Regions from separate parts of the Homo sapiens genome. Here regions 2 and 3 are each linked to region 1. A link is a contact called in ENCODE Hi-C or POLR2A ChIA-PET data. All regions are on one chromosome and are shown on one strand. The core of a region is the stretch at or near the end of the contact, and the rest is flanking DNA. Distances in the headings are between cores, read along the strand shown.

Region 1 (2,700 bases), core at 18-2,517:
TTTTACCAAATAGCAATTCCCCTCACTTTATCTTTGGCTCAAGTTTTTCTAAAAGAGAAAAGACTGTCTATATTTTAAATATATGTTCTGTTTAGCAGAGAGAGAGAGAGAATCAGTTAGGAATATGGTCCAACAAGTTTATCTAAACTTTTGCAATTGTTTGTAGCAAAACTCTTTGCCCAGTGAATTTGTTCTCATTCATTCTGTGCATCCACGTGCAGACTTCTGTGAACAGACAGTTCAAGAATTATGTGACAGGAGACATCTTTGGCATTAGAACATGGAGTCCTATAAATCTATCAGGGAAATCTATTGCCAAACAATTTAGCAGCTAGAAAATTTGTGTGGTTCAGGTAAGAATCAGCCCAAGGCTTTGGGCTGAAGTGCATGCCATCCAAAGGTCATTGAAAGCCCTGCAAAAATTAACAGGGGAACATAAAACTAAATACTTCATATTCTTACTTATACATGGGAGCTAAATGATACGAACTCAAGAACACAAAGAGGAGAACAGACACTGGGACCTACTTGAGGTTGGAGGGTGGGACAAAGGTGAGGGTCAAAAACTACCCACTGGGGACTATACTTGCTACCTGGATGATGAAATTATTTGTACACCAAACCCCAGTGACATGCAATTTACTCATGTAACAAACTTGCACTTGTACACCCTGAATTTAAAATGAAAGTTGAAAAGTAAAATAAATTAAAAATATAGTAGTTGCCTTTAGAAAACTTAAAAAAAAAAAAAAAATTAAGACCCTGCAAGGAGACAGCAGCTCTTCAGTGGGCTCCCTCAAGCAGCAGTTCCCTAATGCCCATTCTTGGACTGGAGCAGGGTTACCACACAGTGTTCACCAGCCTAAGGATTTCAATCTGGAGGAAAACAAGGACCATACTGGTGGTTTCTTATAAACCAATTTGTAGTCATCTGGGGAACGAATTCAAATGTCCTACTTTCTAAAAATAGTAGTGCTAATAAGTAGTGTTTGTAGGTTGGTTTTTCTTAATGTCTTTACTTAGTACAATTAAAATGTTGCCAATCTTATGCCAAAGCATCCAGTTCTTTAATTGTTAATTTTACCTTAGATTCCTAGACTGGTAACCCTAATGTAACAGATGTAATAGTTTTTAATATCTAGATTCTGTCAGCTCTAGCTCTGTGTCCTCAATCCACAAATATCCCTTGCATGTGAAATCTATTAACTTTTTGCCCCTGAGGATATCTCTTCAAGGAAATAATAACTAGCTCCTGGCTTCACTGGGGTCATGTGCAAATGAAAGCACAGGCTGCTCCCTGTAGCCTCAAGCTTGTTCTGGACTGGTAGATGATGAATCATTGCACTCCTCTTCATGTGCAGAAAGTAACACCTAAACATTTGACATAGGATCAGCATCTGCATCATGGATGCCTCATGACAAAAGGCCTCTCTCCTGCATCCTTCTAGACAATGACAAGAAAGAAAATGGAAAACAGTATACAAATAGGTAAAATCTTTTTCTTTAGATGAAAAAGTATTCTTTTTTTCATTAGAAAACAAGAACATTTTAGCATTCACCTAGTTTATTACAGCTACAAACATTTTTGAGCTTATATGTAGTGATCACAGTTAGCACAGGTTTTCTGCTTTCTGTTTCGTAGTTGCTATGATCTTATCCTTATTCGATTACAGGACAATTATAGGTCATATCAATCTTTTAAAACTAATGGATTTTAAAACATTTCATAAACAAATCCTGGTTTCTGAACGGCATTGCCTAGGATGTTTTTCCTTTTGTTTTAGTTTTCCTTCAAAATAGAAAGAAAATCTCTTTCTGTTTATTTCCTTCCTAAACAGAAGAAAATATAGCATAAGAAAGACATTCACTTGTAGTTTACATTGTCCTATAAAATACATGGTACTAAATTGTGGGCTATCACACTTGTTTATCTCAAAGTATTTCAAGCGATGAGTATCAAACTGGCTCCTTGATATATAAGTGTATGTATAGTCTCTGTGTGAGAGAGAGAGAAAAAAAAATGAAGAGATTTTTAGTCTTTGTCTTGTTTCTTTTGGATTCAAAAAGAAAAGAGAAAACAATATTATATCTCTGCTTTAATTTGTATATGTGTACAGAGAAAGCGCTTTGCATATATGTGAGGCTTGTTTCATGCAAAATAGCATTGACAAGGTGATCTTCATAGACAGAAGAGGGAAGTCAGGGAGACAGTCATCGAAATAGAATTGTATGCACATACTGTCACACATCCCCTCATGATAGAGACAGCACCAGTATCGGGGAGCAGAGAGCAACTGTGTGTAAACGTGCTTGAGGTCCTGTGAAAGGCAGGGCAGTAAAGTCTGTTTAGAGTATATGACTGCACTTGCTTCCTGTGGTCCAGAAGTGAAAGCAAATAATCTATTATAGGAGTCCTTATCCCTTCTGGGAAACAACATTTCTGGTCTGACCAAGAGATAAATAAATTTGAGGGCAGAAGCATGGAGAGGATGGGTCAGTTTTTGTGATAGAATTTCTGGCAAAGACTGCTAATTATTACAAGAAGCCTTTGTATTTTTTTGTGACAGACTGTCTCATTGCTCTAAATATTTTCTGTCCCTCTATCTTAGTTTAAGTTCTTGCAGAAGGATACCTTGAAGGAAGGATTCAAATGTAAGTAGTTTATTTGGGCAGTGATCACAGGAAATACCAATATGGGAA
Region 2 (2,700 bases), core at 78-2,577, 39 kb before region 1:
TATTTATTTGCTTCCATGTTTATTTTTTACTTCCTTAACAGAATATAAGCTCTCTGAGGGCAAGGATTTTATCTTTTCCAGCTATAACCCTAACCTTTAATACAGTGCCTGTCACATAAACAAATACTGAAAAAAAAGCTATTTGGATTATTGAATGACTGAGAAAGCGAATTTTCAATGGGATTTCACATGCTGGATCTCTTGGCATATGGAATGTGGATGGAAGGAAAAAAACGTGTTATTCTCTGATTCACTAGGCCTTCCTTAGGGTAGGGACAAACTTAAATCTTGCTCTTCTGTGAGCAGATTTAAAAGAGAGTCAATGGAAGACAGTCTGTGATATTTAGGAACGTCTGTAATCTCCAAAGTGAGGAAAAGAAGAAGTTTCAAATGTCAGTGATAAATGTGGAGAGGGAAAACATTGGAACACAGCAGTGCATCTCTCTGGTCATACAACATGACAGAGTCGCTTCAACAATTTCATCTCTTGTGCCCAGGGAAAGGCATTGAGCTCCATATCAGATGTGAGTTCAAGTTTTGCCTTTGTTCTCATCAGCTCCTGCAAACCTAGGCAAGGCACAGATACCTGGGCCTGATTTTTCACTGGTGAAATGGGAAGGATAATGAAAGGAGAAAATAATTTTTATTAAGTCTTACTGTCTTCTAAGCCCTAAGTACATATCTGCCTGTATTATTTGGTTTAGTTCTTATGATAATCCCCCATTGCTACACCCTTCTCCACCCCAACCCTGTGCTACAGATAAAGATACTGAAACTCAAGAGGGATTTGATAATAGTAGTAATTATGAAAAGGCACACATGTAGCCAGTGACAGAGCTGGTATTAAAGCTTCATGTCAATTTGAGCTTGCAGCTCATGGTTTTAACGGCTGTGCTATGGGGTTTTCCCTTCAATATGATTGGGAGAACAAAACGAAGTCACCTTCCAGCTCTAATAAAACGTATCACACCCTCTTGTAATTGTTATGAACACATATGCCTCCTCCATCAGAGTCAAAGTTGCAAACCTGTCCATAATTCAATTCAAAGTTGCAAACGTGTCCATAATTCACCTTTGTGTCTCCATTATCTAGCACAGAGCCTGGTTCATAATAGGTATTTTTAAAAAATGTCCGTCTCTCTTTCCTGGCACCTTTCCTTGCTTTCCTTTTCTCTGGTGACAGAAATTACATTTGCCATAACCCACAGGGTCATAACAAAGACATTCCTGGGGAAGGAGTGAGAAGCAGAGCACAATCGTCAAGTCTCTTTCTTTCAACCTGCTGATAAACCACACTGCTGTTCCAACTCCTGCAAATCCAGCTTTGCCAAGAACTTTGTGTGCTTTCCACAGCAGGTTGGTGTGAATGCTATGTTTAGAACACAACCGTAAGTAGTCAGGGGTTTTAAAATTCTAGAAAGTATTGTTAGTTTTGTCCAAACACAGAGCTTGGCCTCAGTAACTTTGCAAGGTACAGGAACAAGACCCCTGCCCACACAGTGTATTTGGATTCAACAATGTTAATTTCACATAAGGGAAAAAGGGCTCTATGATTCCAGGACCAAGAGGTGGAGATTCAACAAATACTATAGGATACACAAGTTTTAGAAAATATAGGTTTTTTTTATTGCCACCTACTGTTGAAGTTATGACGGAAATAATTTATAATTCTTATTTATTTTCTTGCTTCTTTATTAAGGCCCCAAAGAGAAATGTAAACAGATGTTCTCAGCTACATGTTTTTGTTTATTAATTTTTCAAGTTTATTATTTGTGCAATACGTAATTTCTCTTTGAATCCTTTTATTTGTATAGATAGTAAATAATGATGTGAGAGTCAACACACCAGGATGAATGAATCATTCCTGGGGACTAGAGAACTGCCACTCATTTTACAGATAGAAGAGAATAAAATTTCAAGAATGTGAAATGGCATGCTTTACAACAGTAGATTGGACAGTCAGGAGCAAGGCTGAGAAACAAAGGCCAAACCTCAATAGTCTCTCATCAATTAGTAATCAGAATCAGATTTTGTGAAAGTCCATTGGAAAGAAAACAAGAAATCTGGCTAATACTTCAAATGAAAAGTATGCTTGAGGAGTATTGAATTGTTTGCCTTGGCTGCCATCTGCCTTTTAAATGGCCTTGACCCAATAGGCAGTTGGGAACCGTAAGGCTGATCTCCTACTCCCTAAGCAAATGAGACTTCACTGCAGTTAAAAGAGGTTGAGTACCAGGAAAGGAGAGGATGTGCCAAACCATTTACTTTTTTATTAATTTCACTTCTTGGCCGATAAATGGCCATTACTTTGGAAATTTAAAAAGTCATTCTGTTGTAGAAAGGTACCAATTGTAGAAAGAGGCAAATAAGTTTACTTCTTTTTATTTTCTTTTTGACGGAGTCTCGCTCTGTCACCAGGCTGGATTACAGTAGTGCGACCTCAGCTCACTGCAACCTGCACCTCCCAGGTTCAAGCGATTCCCCTGCCTCAGCCTCCCAAGTAGCTGGGATTTCAGGGGCACACCACCATGCCTGGCTAATTTTTTGTATTTTAGTAAAGACGGGTTTCACTATTTTGGCCAGGCTGGTCTTGAACTCCTGACCTCGAGATCCACCCGCTTCAGCCTCCCAAAGTGCTGGGATTACAGGAGTGAGCCCACAAGCCCAGCCAAGTTTACTTCTTTATGTCGAGATTTTCTT
Region 3 (2,700 bases), core at 196-2,695, 48 kb after region 1:
TTAGAGCTGGATTAAGTTCAGGTCCAAGTAATACATTAAATTTAATAGGTGAGTGCTTGCTCTATACCAGGCATTCTTCTAGCATGCAGAAATTTATGAAGGGGCAGCTTGTCCTTCCTTGTCATTTTAGAAATAGCAACACTAAAGCCCAGGGTGGCCCAGACTTATCCAGTTACACCTAAGACACTGGCAAATGACTGAAGATAGGATTTGTTTGCTAGAAATAATTGATAAACGTCTTCAATACCATCAAGTGCTCTCCCTTACCATCATATCTTTGTGAAATTCTTATAATAAGATAAAATGCTTTCAGTGTTTTAAAGGATACCAGATGAAATAAATCTTACTCCAGTTCACCAAGACCTACACACAGCTCTCATGAACCTTTAGAACAGAGCTGTGCAAATAAAGATTCACATTTCACTTGGAGCATGGCCAAGAATGATGGAAAGTAATCAAAGAGCATTTAGCGTTTATTGTGTGTTCCACCACACCGTGCTGCCTCATATGTAACTACATTCAAAACCATTGTTCCTTGGGATTCTCTACTGAGAACATTTAATCGTATACACGGCTGCTGTCAAGTGGCTGTTTCAAAGAGACCCCTCCCCACGCCTAGTCAAGTTAAAGCGAATCCCTCTCAGTCCTCGCTGCTCATAAAGCACATAAAAAAATTAAACTCCAGCTTCCTATCTCCAAGTGCTTAAAGACTCCCAAGCAAAACCTCCTTTTTGAAGTGCTGAAAGAACAATTGGTTCTCAGAAAGTAGATCTGCTGCTGAAAGGCCAACTGACTACCTCAATAACTGCAGTGGAGGCCTCCTGGAACCCTGGGAGCCTGGGCTGAGCTCCCTCTTAGGAAAACAGCCCCTGCACAAGCCTGGCTCAGGGGCACATAGACTGGGAGAGACTTTCATGACTCTGGCAACTCATGCTCTCTAGTTGCCGTGAAAGGTCAGGCTGGCCTTGGGAAGTGAAGCCAAGAATAGTTTGATGCTTTTCCACTGGGAGGTTTGGTCCCCAGAGAGGACTATTCTTGGAGGGAATACATAGTTTACAGTGTCCAGGCAATGGGGGCTGGGGTGTTTCTTGATAATATCTGAGTGCCAAGGCAGGAACTGTGTCCTATTTGTGTAAGAATCTTTAGCATCTCACCTAGTGCCTAGTACATAACAGGATCACAGTGGGTGCTTTTGGAGTGAATGAATAAACAGAACGTAGTTAATCCCAAAATAAAAGAGATCCTCTAAATTTCTTTGCACAGAGTTCTTAATATAGTCAGTCACAGGGACTGCCTCCTGGTTCTAGCTGTCAACAAAACTGGGCCTATTATGAGCATGGCTCTGCATCCTTCATCTTGCACAGAGCTGGTACACTGTGGACCTTTAACTCACCTCAAATGATAACCACAGGAAGTGGTATACCTGCTAATGCACATGTCAGGAAGAGGCTCAGGGCTGTGGTTTCTCTGTGTGTGTGTATTTTTCCCCAAGTAGGTTTTTAAAATTCAAAACTTATGACTTGAATTTGATATTTAATAAACCAATAATATTAACTCTCTTTCTTGCCCTGTTGTATACAAGAATAGTGCTCTGAGATTATTTTCATCTGGGAATAGAGTTGCACTATTGCTATTGGGATTAAAGCCATAAAAGTGATTTTGCCTTTTTGTAGGTGATTCTATAAATAGATCATGGAACTGTAACCATGGAAGGCTCTTCAGAGGGATAAACCTGTGAGTGTGATCACATTTACAGTTATGCAGGCATGTGTAGGCATGTGAAAATTACAGCTTTTAACATAATTCTCAAGTGATATAGTCCTGTTGTATTTTTGCTGAGAATGTTTCATTTTGCTTCTTGATTCAGATACACTTATTAGGATTCCTTAGGCCAAAGGTTGGCAAGCTTTTTCTGTAAAAGACTTGCTCCTAAATATTCTATGTTTTGCAGGCCATATGGTCTCTGGTCTCTTCTGGGGCTACTCAGCTCTGTGGCTTGAGAGCAGCCACAGACACTACATATATGAATGAGCACGGCTGTGTTCCAATAAAACTTTATTTATGGACACTGGTTTACTAGAATTTTATATAATTTGTATGTATCATAAAATATTATTCTTCTAAATACCTAATGTAAATGACGAGTTGATGGGTGCAGCAAACCAACATGGCACATGTATACCTATGAACAAACCTGCATGTTGTGCACATGTACCCTAGAACTTAAAGTATAATAATAAAAAAAAAACCAGGCCCGACTTTAACATAATAAAAAAAATATTATTCTTCTTTGGATTTTTTTGGCCCTTTAAAAGTGTAAAGTTATTCTTAGCTCATGGGGTACACAAAAACAGGAGGCATGCTAGATCAGATCTGAGGGCTGTGACTGGCTGACCCCTGCCTTGGACTTCCTCAATAAAACTACCCCTGAACTTCATTTGCTGACTGATTCCATTTAGATGTGTCCATGGTAATTTCTACCACCTGGGGTCAAGCATTCACTGGCACTGTTCTTGGCTGCCACTGTGCAAATAGTCCTACCAGTCAGACACCTGGAATTTCTGTCTTTTACTCCCATTTTTAAAGTAGAGTCAAAAAAGGCACTTTGGGCCAGGGAATCTGGCATAATCAAAAGGACCGGATCATACAACTTAGAAGCACAGAGAAGTTAACTTCTAATGGGGCAAACTTGGACCAATG

Evidence for each region. A loop is a pair of places that touch in the nucleus more often than their neighbours do. ChIA-PET counts read pairs that join two places held with the same protein, here RNA polymerase II (POLR2A). Pooled maps may share reads with other maps.
Region 2: a loop to region 1 is called in a map of G401, with 10 times the contacts of the local background. The contact joins two enhancer-like sites. A Hi-C loop is called at or near these places in 3 of 168 maps with a recorded cell type or tissue (G401, HCT116 and endothelial cell of umbilical vein). POLR2A ChIA-PET finds 5 or more read pairs at or near these places in 4 of 52 experiments (A549, HepG2, IMR-90 and 1 more).
Region 3: a loop to region 1 is called in a map of heart left ventricle, with 2.3 times the contacts of the local background. The contact joins two enhancer-like sites. A Hi-C loop is called at or near these places in 2 of 168 maps with a recorded cell type or tissue (both heart left ventricle) and 1 of 50 pooled maps. POLR2A ChIA-PET finds 5 or more read pairs at or near these places in 2 of 52 experiments (MCF 10A and activated T-cell).

The regions. Positions count from the first base shown.
Region 1 is chr3:30,400,761-30,403,460 of GRCh38, reverse strand. The region is part of intron 4 of LOC101927995 (a long non-coding RNA gene); the gene reads right to left. Among named protein-coding and RNA genes, the nearest start is that of LINC01985, 120 kb to the left of the region's middle. Within about 2 kb of position 1,267, at least 2 of the 41 ENCODE cell types and tissues checked have a DNase peak (open chromatin) inside an H3K27ac peak, as active enhancers do.
Region 2 is chr3:30,439,663-30,442,362 of GRCh38, reverse strand. All of the region lies in intron 4 of LOC101927995 (a long non-coding RNA gene), which reads right to left. It overlaps LOC105377013 (a long non-coding RNA gene), which reads left to right. Exons shown (of 4, transcript XR_940683.2): 3 at 1,209-1,356. Among named protein-coding and RNA genes, the nearest start is that of LINC01985, 78 kb to the left of the region's middle. RefSeq lists a silencer at 1,092-1,386. Within about 2 kb of position 1,327, at least 10 of the 41 ENCODE cell types and tissues checked have a DNase peak (open chromatin) inside an H3K27ac peak, as active enhancers do.
Region 3 is chr3:30,352,961-30,355,660 of GRCh38, reverse strand. It overlaps a transcript of LOC101927995 not described here. Among named protein-coding and RNA genes, the nearest start is that of LINC01985, 160 kb to the left of the region's middle. RefSeq lists a silencer at 370-664. Within about 2 kb of position 1,445, at least 12 of the 41 ENCODE cell types and tissues checked have a DNase peak (open chromatin) inside an H3K27ac peak, as active enhancers do.